Regions from separate parts of the Homo sapiens genome. Here region 2 is linked to region 1. Evidence: chromatin contacts called from ENCODE Hi-C or POLR2A ChIA-PET data. All regions are on one chromosome and are shown on one strand. Each heading gives the region's core, a stretch centred on a gene start or an enhancer-like site at or near the end of the contact. The rest is flanking DNA. Distances are from core to core; before and after follow the strand shown. Region 1 holds the start of HECTD1 (HECT domain E3 ubiquitin protein ligase 1). Region 2 holds the start of SRP54-AS1 (SRP54 antisense RNA 1).

Region 1 (5,242 bases), core at 1,644-4,143:
GTCTCTACAAAAAAATAAAAATAGCTGGGTGTAGTGGCATGGGCCTGTAGTCCCAGCTACTCCGGAGGCTGAGGCAGGAGAATCGCCTTGAGCCCACGAGTTGGAAGCTGCAGTCATTTAGGATCACACTGCTGCACTCCAGCCTGAGCCACAGAGCAAGACCCTGCCTCTAAATAAAAATCAAAATAAATATGATAATAACATCTTTAAAAAGTGCAATAAGTGTCACAGCATTCTTTTGATAAGGTTTCTTTAAAGCACACTAGACATTAATCTTGCGGGCAGGAAGTGGGTGGGTGGTACATGTAGAGATAGTGCAGGATAAAAAAATATATATCTTAAAAACTTGGTAAAGGTGGCCAGGCGCAGTGGCTCATGCCTGTAATCCCAGCACTTTGGGAGGCCAAGGCGGACGGATCACAAGGTCAGGAGATCGAGACCATCCTGGCTAACATGGTGAAACCCCATCTCCACTAAAAAATACAAAAAATTAGCCAGGCGTGGTGGTGGGTGCCAGTACCTGTAGTCCCAGCTACTCGGGAGGCTGAGGCAGCAGAATGGCATGAACCCGGGATGCAGAGCTTGCAGTGAGCCGAGATTATGCCACTGCACTCCAGCCTGGGCAACAGAACGAGACTCCGTCTCAAAAAAAAAAAAAAAAAAACAACAAAAAACTTGGTAAAGGTATAATCCCTTTTTCTAACTTTTCTATTTTTTGTTAATAGCATCACCATTTTCCTAGCTTCCAAGTCCTCTTTCTACGTTAAGGGTTTTTGTTTTTTGTTTTGGCAGGGTCTTGCTCTATTGCCCAGGCTGTAGTGCAGTGGCATGATCATGGCTCACTGCAGCTTCGACCTCGAGGGCTCAGGTGATCCTCCTGCCTTTGACTCCTGAGTAGCTGGGACTACAGGTGTGCACCACCACACCCAGCTAATTTTAAAAATTATTTGTAGAGACAGGGTCTCCCTATGTTGCCTAGGCTGGTCTCCTACTCCTGGGCTCAAGTGATCCCCCTGCCTCTGCCTCCCAAAGTGCTGGGATTACGGGTGTGAGCCATGGAGCCTGGACGGAAATTTTTAAGTTAATCATTTAAATTCTGATATATCTTCTTTCAAAAATTATTTTTAGATTTCTTCCCCATTCATATTGCCAATAACTAGACTTTTCTTTCCTCCATTATTGCAGCATTTCGACAACCTCCAGCTAGTCTCGTCTAGATAGATCCTTTTAGTCGTTCTAGACACTTTCCATAATTAGTCTTCTTAAGACTAGTTTTTCCAGTGTTGTAGTCCAGAACTTGCTACTTAGCTCAGCCTAATTTCTGCATTCCTCATTCAAGGCCTTCCCCACTTTAGCTCCAAATTTCTCTCTCTGTTGCTTACTGTTGGTTCTTTGCTGGGGGCACAGGTGACCTTTCCTATGTCTAGGAACATATCAGGCTTTATGTTCTTCCCTTTCCTTTCAGTGTCTACATTGTACCCATTCTTCAAGGTCCAGAGGGAATGCCACTTCCTTCTTGAAGTTTCCTGGCAGCTCCAATTCACACTCATGACATCTAAATAATTATCCTCATGTGTTGTACTTGGGACAAAATAGTTGAATCCTCTTTTTCCTCTTGTTTCGTTAACAGGATACCTAAACGGACCATTACCTGCGACAACGGGACATGCGCGGATAGCTATCTGAAGTACAAATTTGTCATTTCCAAAATACTGGTTCTTTTTCTAAAGAAGTAGTAAAAAAGAAAGAAAAAAAAGAACCAGTATTTTGGAAATGACAAATTTGCTTAGTCGCCCAGGCTGGAGTGAGGTGGCATTATCAAAGCTCACTGCAGCCTCAATTTCTTGGGCTCGAGGGATCATCCCATCTCAACCGCTCCAGTAGCTGGGACCATAGGTGTGCGTCACCGCATCTGGGTAATTATTTTTTAAATTTTAATTTTTTTGCAGAGACCAGGTCTATGTTGCTCAGGCTGGTCTCGAACTCCGGGCCTCAAGAGAGTAAAATCATAAAGTGCTGGGATTACAGGAAACGCAGCGGACCCAAATTCTGTTCTTTACTCATACCTAGCAGCTCCTCTGGTTGCCTGAGGGACCATGTCTCAAACACTATCATGTCGTATTAATTTTTCTTTTTGTTTAAAAGCTGAAAGTGAGAGTACAGTAGGACGTCTCCGGGCTCCAACTACGTCCTATAAGCATGCATCCTTTATTCTGAATGCGTGTGAAATAAAGTTTGAAAAGAATAACCACAGACATACTTGTGACCACAAGCCACAAGAAACGTAGTCAAAAGTGCACTCTCAGTGCTGCTGCCGACCGGGCACGGCGCTGGGCCTGCATTTGCGCTTTCCTGGAGCCTCAGTGTCTCATCTGTACAACGTTGATAATCGTCGGCAGCACCTCTTTCCCAGGGTTGCTCTGAAGGGTTTTCTTTGGGGTGAACCGCCAGGCGGTCGGCCTCCCAGGAGCGGGGGGAGACGCCTTCCTTACGCGACGCACTTCCGTGCGCGAGGAGGGAAGATCGTGGCTGAGTGCGGGTGGCCTGGGCGGAAGGCTCAGCGGGGACAGGTTGGGCCGCAGCTTTGCTGTGCTGTGCCGTGCGACGCCCTCCGCAGGAGCGCGCAAAGTGTTAGCCACGGCGCCAAGCAAGCTGGACGTGCGTGCATGAGCGCGCTCGGACTGACAGGGAAGCGAAAAGGGGGCCAGGGCGCACCATAGAAAAGCCGCGGCAGAAACGTACGACACAGCCCGAGGCGGCGGGGGCGAGAGCTCCGGGGCAGGGACGGCGACGCGGCGTACCCGGTTTGGCGCCCCTGCGCGGCGGTCGGCCGTCCCGCAGCGCCCCAGGTGGCCGCCGGCGGGGTCGCCGCCGGGGGAGTGGATTTGCTCCGCCTCCGCCGGGCTCGGCTGCCCTCGGCAGCTTCCCCGCCTGGCTCTCCCTCGACCCTCCTCCCCTCCCCCTCCCGGTTCGCGATGGACTGGGCCTCCCCGCCGCGCCGCCGCCGCCGTCGCCCGCAGCACCGCGCGGGCCTCTGAGTTGCAGGGCCTGAGGAGCCGCGTGCTGGGGACTGGACGTCCGCTGGCTGCTGCCGCACGCGAGAACCTCTCGCTTCCCTGTCACCAGGTCCTCGCGGAGGAAGGGGAGGGACGAGGCGCGGCTTTTCCTGTGCCGCCTGCCCGGTTCGACCTGCGCGGCCTGCGGCTTCTTGGGAACTCTAGGGCCGCGGCCGGGCCTGGCTCTGCCGGCGGCCTGTTGGGAGCTGGATCGGAGCGGTTTGGAACGACAAGCCCGAGTAAGAGCCTGCGGGAAGGGGAGGCGGGAGCGCCTCGGACCGTCGGAAGGGCCCTGCGTGGGGGCGCGGATCCCGGACGCCCGGCGAGTGGCGGAAAGCGAGACCCCGGCGCCGAGTGAGGTCGGCCAGGCTGCTGCCGACTTCCCCGCTGGCCCCTTTGTTCCCCTCCCGGGGCCCTGCCGGCGGCGGGGCCCGGTTGCCCGCGCCAGAGCCTCAGGCCGGCTCCTTTTGCCCTTGAGAAGGGTTCGCTGCCAGGCCTTCGAGTTCCGGGCGCAGCTCCCGGGAGAGCCGGCGCCCTGCCTGGCCCGGCGGCCTCCTCTCGGGCACGAAGGCTTGCTGCTGCTTCTCCAGAACTTCCCTTCCTCGTAGACACAGGTAGTTAACTTAGCGGGGTTTGGTGCTGGGGAACCACAGCGCGGGGGCCAGCGCCTCTCAGCGCCCGGCTCGGCCGGGCCCCGGGTGTGGGGTCAACCCCGCTGGTCGCCGCCGTTGGGTGCCCACCGCGCCCCGCCGCCGGCTTCCCACACTTGCGGCTGCGTTACGTGGGACCCAAAGCTGTCCTCCAGTCAGGGCGCTTACGGGGCGCTTTTGTAATGACTTACCTGTTGGGGTTGCTTCTCGGTTTTGTTTTTGTTTTTTTAACCAACTGCCCTATCTTGTGAAGCTGGGGAAAGAGGGCCCTAGGTTGGCCTACATTCGTTCGGATCCGTAACCTGCTGGTCCATTGCATTTACTTTTAGCCTTTCCTTTTTTAATTTTTTTATTTTTTTAACTTTTAAGAATAGTTGCCAAGACTGCCAAAATTCCTAACCAACTCTTTATTCATAGATAAATCTTGTATATAATTGTCGTTTGTATTTGGATATCTTTAAAATAGAAGTAAATTGAGAAGTCAGCAGAATATGTGAAATTGGAGGTAATTTTGAAGGAGAAACAATTTGGAGGGGGATTGGATCAAGGTGTTTAGAGTTTCCTCAAAATACTGAATCTAACCCTTATCTGAAGATCAGTTTTGGGTAGAGAAGGAGGGGGATGAAGTTTGCTGGAAAAAACAGAACCTTTAGTTAGGTGTTCTTTGCCTTTTGGCATAGACTTTAGTGATAGCAGTAGTGGGACCTGAAGCTTGACTGACTGTCTTTGACACAGACAGCTCTGGTTTCTAGTTAAGCAGCAACCTAATCAGCTTATATACTCTTGTGCAAAACTGGTTTTCATTTGGTATGATATCTGTACGTTAAACCTGGCGGATAAGGAAAGTTGAAAAACTGCATTAAGCACTCTTACGTCCAAACGTACTTAGGAGTCTTTTTTAATTGCTAGGAGGACACTATGAAAATTTGGTTCTAGCAGATGTAAAGGAAGAAAAATTTAAGCCCAAGCTGTTCAGTCCCGGAATTTAAAGGACTTTTCTCCCTTTACTTTTCAAATTTAAGCAAAGAGACTTTTAAAAAACCATGGCAGATGTGGACCCAGATACATTGCTGGAATGGCTACAGATGGGACAGGGAGATGAAAGGGACATGCAACTAATAGCCCTTGAACAGCTATGCATGCTGCTTTTGATGTCTGACAACGTGGATCGTTGTTTTGAAACGTAAGTACATTCCTTCATCATGTTCCTTTGGGTTACTGTAGTGACATCTGTTTTCAACCATTTGCTGACTTCAGTTTGTGTAGAAATTTCTCTAGTGAATTTTAACACGTATCTTTAAAAATATTCCTGAAGAGTTTTGTGTTTACACTTTTCCAAGAAATAAAAATTGGTAGGTGAAGAAACTCTAGGACTGATGATTACGATGACACAAATACATATTTGTTGAATGAATGGGAATTAGTAGGAATATTAATTTTAACCCATAGCTTGGTTGGTTCATTTTCAAAATATGTCATGAACTGGGGAAAATACAAATATTTATTTTCTTAAAGGTATCTATTTCTGTACCATGA
Region 2 (5,242 bases), core at 929-3,428, 3.8 Mb before region 1:
GATCACTTCAGGTCAGGAGTTCAAGACCAACCTGGCCAACATGGTGGAACCCCATCTCTACTAAAAACACAAAAATTAGCTGGGCGTGGTGGCAGGCACCTGTAATCCCAGCTACTCGGAAGGCTGAGGCAGGAGAATTGCTTGAACCTGGGAGGCGGAGGTTGCAGTGAGCCGAGATGGTGCCTCGGTACTCCAGTCTGGGCGACAGAGCAAATAAGGTTTGGAAAAGAACAAGGTTTGGAAATGAAAAGAATAAGGTTTGGACATGGTTGGCATATAGGGACAATGCCATGGAAGCAAGCGAGAAGCCTCGAGGAGAGCCTGTGGAAGACCATTTGGGTTATAGCAATGACTGAGGGCCAACTAAAAGGACGGCGTTAACCAAGACTGAAAATAACCAAAGAGATAGGAGCTTTTACTAATTCCCTTTCCCTTTCTCCATGGCACATAGGAGAAAATCAATTTTTAAAAAGCTACATTTATGGTTATCTTACTGTAATCCTGTGGCAGGTCCAGAATTTCCAAATAGATGGGGACAGAGGAGTAATCTGGAAGGAAGACTTGAAGATGCTTTTGCATAGTACTCTATATTAAGGTAGAAAATACCAGTTGGCCATATCAAAAAACTGAGAAAAAGCGATTTGAGGGAAATATTTCCCTCCCCTTTGGCACCACGATTGCTGTATTCTAGGCACTAAACCAAACCAAACCTCTTACCTAATCTCCTTTCTTCCTCAAAACAAGCCTATTAAGTAGATGAGGAAATTGAGGCTAGATTGGAATAGAAACTGGCTCAGGGTCACAAAGCACCTAAGGAGCACTTTAGCTCTCCCACAGCTTTCTACAGCTCTTTATATGCAACTAGTGTTTCTCATTACCCATCTTGATATAATGTGTATTTATGTGCGTTAGCTTCTCAATGGCAGAGTTAGTGTTATTCATTTCTGTATCCTTGTAGCCAAGAACAAGTATATATTTTGTTAAATTAAGCATGTGAAAGAATCAGGTGAGGATAGCATGAAGAAAGGCAGCAGGGGAAAGTTTCAAGAAATGGATGGTCAGCAGCGTCAAATGGTACAGAGAGAGCTATCAGTCTATCTTAAATCATCATTGGCATTCAACTGATATTCCATATTCGTTTATTGAACGTCTACTACACGCAGGACATTGTGTTAAGCACTACAAACACATAGGAAAAATAAAAGTCTCGTACAAGTAAAAGGATTTTCGGGGAAGTAGCTTCATCTAAATTCTTGCTCAGGAAAGCAAAACGAAGACTCAGGCCTGCAACTGCCTACATCTTATTTGGCTCAGGTAAATCGGAAGACAACTCAAAAGGGGCACAGCGCATCTTTAATAAAACTTCTCATGGAAGACGAGATAAAGAGCCACAGAAACTCAGTCTCGGTAACGATGGCCGGTGGCCACGGAGGCCGACTTCCCCCGGAGTCTCTCGCCTCCTGAGCAGCGCTGGGGCTGCCCCTCGCTCCCCCTCCGTAGTCTGGGGCGGGAAAAAGCAGACACTTACCGCAAAAGACACCGCTAAAGCCGTGGCCCTGAGGGGCCGGGAATTCCTTAGCGAGGCCCCACGCCGTCGGAAGAAACCCAAGAAAGCTGGGAGCAGACAGACAGGTATGACCCCACAACCCAACTTCCCGAACTAGATAAAGTAGGGTCCCAACGCCCAGCACCACGTCGTCAACTCCCACCAGCTGGAAGACCAACGGAGTGCCAGCGAACCTTCCGCCCAATGAGGAAACGTCACCACTCCGCGTAGTCCAGCCTTTCTATAGGAGAATCTACTTCCGCTTCCGGGGCACACCGCCGCGTTCCTTCTACGCGGCTCCTGAAACAGTTTAGATGTTTACTTGCTTACACTGGTTTTTGGTTTCAGTTTCCTACCGCTGAATAACTGCAGGAGTAAAGTTAGTGGTAAAATAGGAGGCTGTCTAGGGACGTGATTTCGGGGAAGAAGTCAGGCCTCGACGAGCCACCTTAAGAAAAGTGACTAGGCGGAGCACTCCCAGCTAAGAGCGGAAAGATGAGAGATAGAGGTGTGACTGAAGGCAGGGATCCCCAGGCGCACGTGAGACCTCCGTAGAGGGGCGGGGCTTAGGGCTTTGCAGACCGGAGGCTTGTTCCGCGGAGGGTGGGGCGGTCTCTGCTTGCGCATGCGCAATGCCAGCCAGTGCCTGCGCGGCTTGCTCCAGCAAGGTAAAATTTCCCACTGCGAGGCAGGCAGTGATGCTGCGGCCGCTTCGCACTGTGGCTCCTGCCGACCGCCAGGCGCTGTTACAGTGGATGCGAACTAACCGTAAGTGTAAGTGACCAGAGCTAGAGGCAGGTGGTGGGGGCAAGGATATGCTGCAGGCGCTGACTTTGAGGACTTAAGCGGGGTGAAGCCAACAGCCTTCCTTGGGATCGTTGTGCTGGTCTCTGCTGTCTTGGGGGGTAGATTGACCAGGGCTTTGAGTGCTCTAACGGAAAAGAGAGTTAGTTGCTCGCCACACGTAGACACCAATTAACAAGAGCGAGCCCTAGTATACAAGAAGAGGGATTTTATTTCTGAAGCCAGCCCGCTTCGTCTTTGGAGCAAAAAAGCGGGCATTTTATAAGGTACAAGAGGAAATGAGCAAGAGGTCTCTGCTAGCTGGTGCCTTATCTACCGGGTAGTTGAGTTGGTGCATTTCTGAGCAGAAATAAGTTGTAAAAGTGGCCAAGTGGGCATGCTTTCTGCTTACCCTTCTGAGGCGACCGCCTGGCGGTGGGAGTTGCGTCTTGGATCTCGTAGATGAATTTGCTCTGTAGAGAATGGTCTGGTGAGGGGAGTTGAGAGGTTATTTTGCAGTTCAAAAAGGGCTAAGTGGAAAGTGTAGTGGGGAGGGGAAAAGAGGGGAAAAAATAAACTATCTCTTGGAAAATGGGGGTAATCGGATACAGTACCACTTGGAATTAATTGGGTGTGGGAAACCTGGTTCTGAGTGGTTTGTGAGTTTTCAGCAGACTTCGGACAAGCCTTTAGAGCTCCTTGTGCCTAACCCTTTTTCTGAAAGAAAATAGAGGGTTAGCCCTCCTCCCCATTACTCCCACAAACTTGTTAGAATTGGTACGTTGCCACCTGAAAAAGCATTTTGCAGGAGAGGTTTTAGGCTGTAGCGTTAGTAGGAAGTGTTAAACGAAAAACCTTAGCCAAGTTAAATTTAACATTTTGAGCAAAGAATGATTCACGAATCGGGCAGGCTCAGAGAGATTGCAGCGCAGCCAAGTGTTGAAGATTTATAGACAGAAAAAGGCTGCAGTGAGCTTTGATCCCGCTGCTTCACTCCAGCCTGAGCGACGCAAGACCCTGTCTCTTTAAACACACACGTTAAAACTGAGGAAATGTGGTAGCTAGATCTAGTTACTGAAAAATGGGATAGATGTATTCTGGCAAAGTAAAGCCTGATGAAAGCTCAAGAAAATAGGATATTCTTATGTTTGTTAACTATAGCAAACTATCCTATGCCTGTATGCGAGAGTGTGTGTGTGTGTGTGTGTGTGTGTGTGTGTGTGTGTGTGTATGTGTGTGTATTTATTTTTTGAGACAGAGTTTCACTCTTGTTGCCCAGGCGGGGCTGCAGTGGCGCCATCCAGCTCACTGCAACCTCCACCTCCCTGATTCGAGCGATTTTGAGTGGCTGGGATTACAGGCGTCCGCCACCACGCCCGGCTCATTTTTGTATTTGTAGTAGAGACGGAGTTTCACCATGTTTCCCAGGCTGGTCCCAAACTGCTGACCTCAGGTGATCTTCCTGCCTGGGCCTCCCAGAGTGCTGGGATTGCAGGCGTGAGCCACCACGCCTGGCCACTATGCCTGTATTTTGCTGAATGGTGATTTCCATGGTTATTTTTATCCAAGCTCATGACTTGAAATGTCATTGTTAGCTGATGACTTACAATTTTAGATTTTTAACCTCGACCTCTTAAAATTCTTTGTGATGTTAGAGTCAGTAGGTTTAGATATTATAATTAACATTATTACACATTTTAGGAGTCATTTTAGATAAGATGTCAAACTGAAGATAACAGGAACATCTGCTAGTGAGATTTGACCTGGAAAGTATAGAAAACCAGATACACAGCTTTGTTTATTTATTTATTTATTGAGACGGATTCTCAGTCTGTCGCCAGGCTGGAGTGCAGTAGCACGATCTTAGCTCATTGCAACCTCTGCCTTCTGGATTCAAGTGATTCTCCTGCCCCTGGAGTAGCTGGGATTACAGGCACGAACCACCGCGTCCAGCTAATTTTGGTATTTTTAGTAGAGACGGGGTTTTACTATGTTGGCTAGGCTGGTCTTGAACTCCTGACCTCGTGATCTGCCCTCCTCGTCCTCCCAAAGTGCTGGATTACTGGCATGAGCCACCGCACCCAGCCGGATACAGCTTTATTTCTATATACACAAAATCAAGATAATAATTTCCATAATATGCTGAGTCTCCTGTCACTTCATCTAAACCCTATGTTGCACATTTCTTTTTTGTTTTTGTTTTTGTTTTTGAGACGGAGTCTCGCTCTGTCCCCCAGGCTGGAGTGCAGTGGCGCAATCTTGGCTCACTGCAAGCTCCGCCTCCCGGGTTCACGCCATTCTCCTGCCTCAGCCTCCCGAGTAGCTGGGACTACAGGCGCCCGCCACCACGCCCGGCTAATTTTTTGTATTTTTAGTAGAGAGGGGGTTTCACCGTGTTGGCCAGGATGGTCTGGATCTGCTGACCTCGTGATCTGCCCGCCTCCGCCTTCCAAAGTGCTGGGATTACAGGCGTGAGCCACCGTGCTCGGCCGCACATTTCATTCTTCATATCCCATTTGTCAATAAAACAGCACCGATTTACATCTTTTTTTTCACATTCCTCAGCACAAGGTCATTTATTCTAAAAGCACTGAGTGCCTAGAAAGATGTCACATACTGCCTAGAGCTGGCAATTGTAAAATTACTAAAACATCTTTGCCCTCAAGATTTGTTTTGTGGAGCCATTTGCAATCTAAATTTTGATTTTTTTTTTCCTGTGTTTTGTTTGTTTTTGAGATAGGGTCTTTGTCACCCAGGCTGGAGTGCAGTGGCACCATCATAGCTCACTACAGCCTCACACTCTTGGCCTCAAGGGATCCTCCCACCTCAACCTCCTAAAGTGTTCAAATTACAGGCATGAGCCACTGTACCCAGCCTCAAATTTTAGAGATATCAGTTGAGACTCTATTTTTC

Evidence for each region. A loop is a pair of places that touch in the nucleus more often than their neighbours do. ChIA-PET counts read pairs that join two places held with the same protein, here RNA polymerase II (POLR2A). Pooled maps may share reads with other maps.
Region 2: a loop to region 1 is called in a map of naive thymus-derived CD4-positive, alpha-beta T cell, with 9 times the contacts of the local background. The contact joins the promoter of SRP54-AS1 here to the promoter of HECTD1 in region 1. A Hi-C loop is called at or near these places in 1 of 168 maps with a recorded cell type or tissue (naive thymus-derived CD4-positive, alpha-beta T cell) and 11 of 50 pooled maps. POLR2A ChIA-PET finds 5 or more read pairs at or near these places in 1 of 52 experiments (T-cell).

The regions. Positions count from the first base shown.
Region 1 is chr14:31,205,444-31,210,685 of GRCh38, reverse strand. HECTD1 (HECT domain E3 ubiquitin protein ligase 1) reads left to right here and starts at 2,893. Exons shown (of 43, transcript NM_015382.4): 1 at 2,893-3,670; 2 at 4,729-4,889. The coding sequence starts at 4,750. RefSeq lists enhancers at 1,952-2,463, 2,317-2,486, 2,464-2,975, 3,488-4,001 and silencers at 2,667-3,006, 3,307-3,516, 3,637-3,846.
Region 2 is chr14:34,979,502-34,984,743 of GRCh38, reverse strand. It overlaps SRP54-AS1 (SRP54 antisense RNA 1), which reads left to right and starts at 2,178. Exons shown (of 5, transcript NR_151701.1): 1 at 2,178-2,320. SRP54 (signal recognition particle 54) reads right to left here and starts at 1,752. Exons shown (of 16, transcript NM_003136.4): 1 at 1,529-1,752. RefSeq lists enhancers at 1,282-1,541, 1,572-2,071, 2,252-2,341, 1,732-2,433, 2,552-2,601 and a silencer at 3,487-3,781.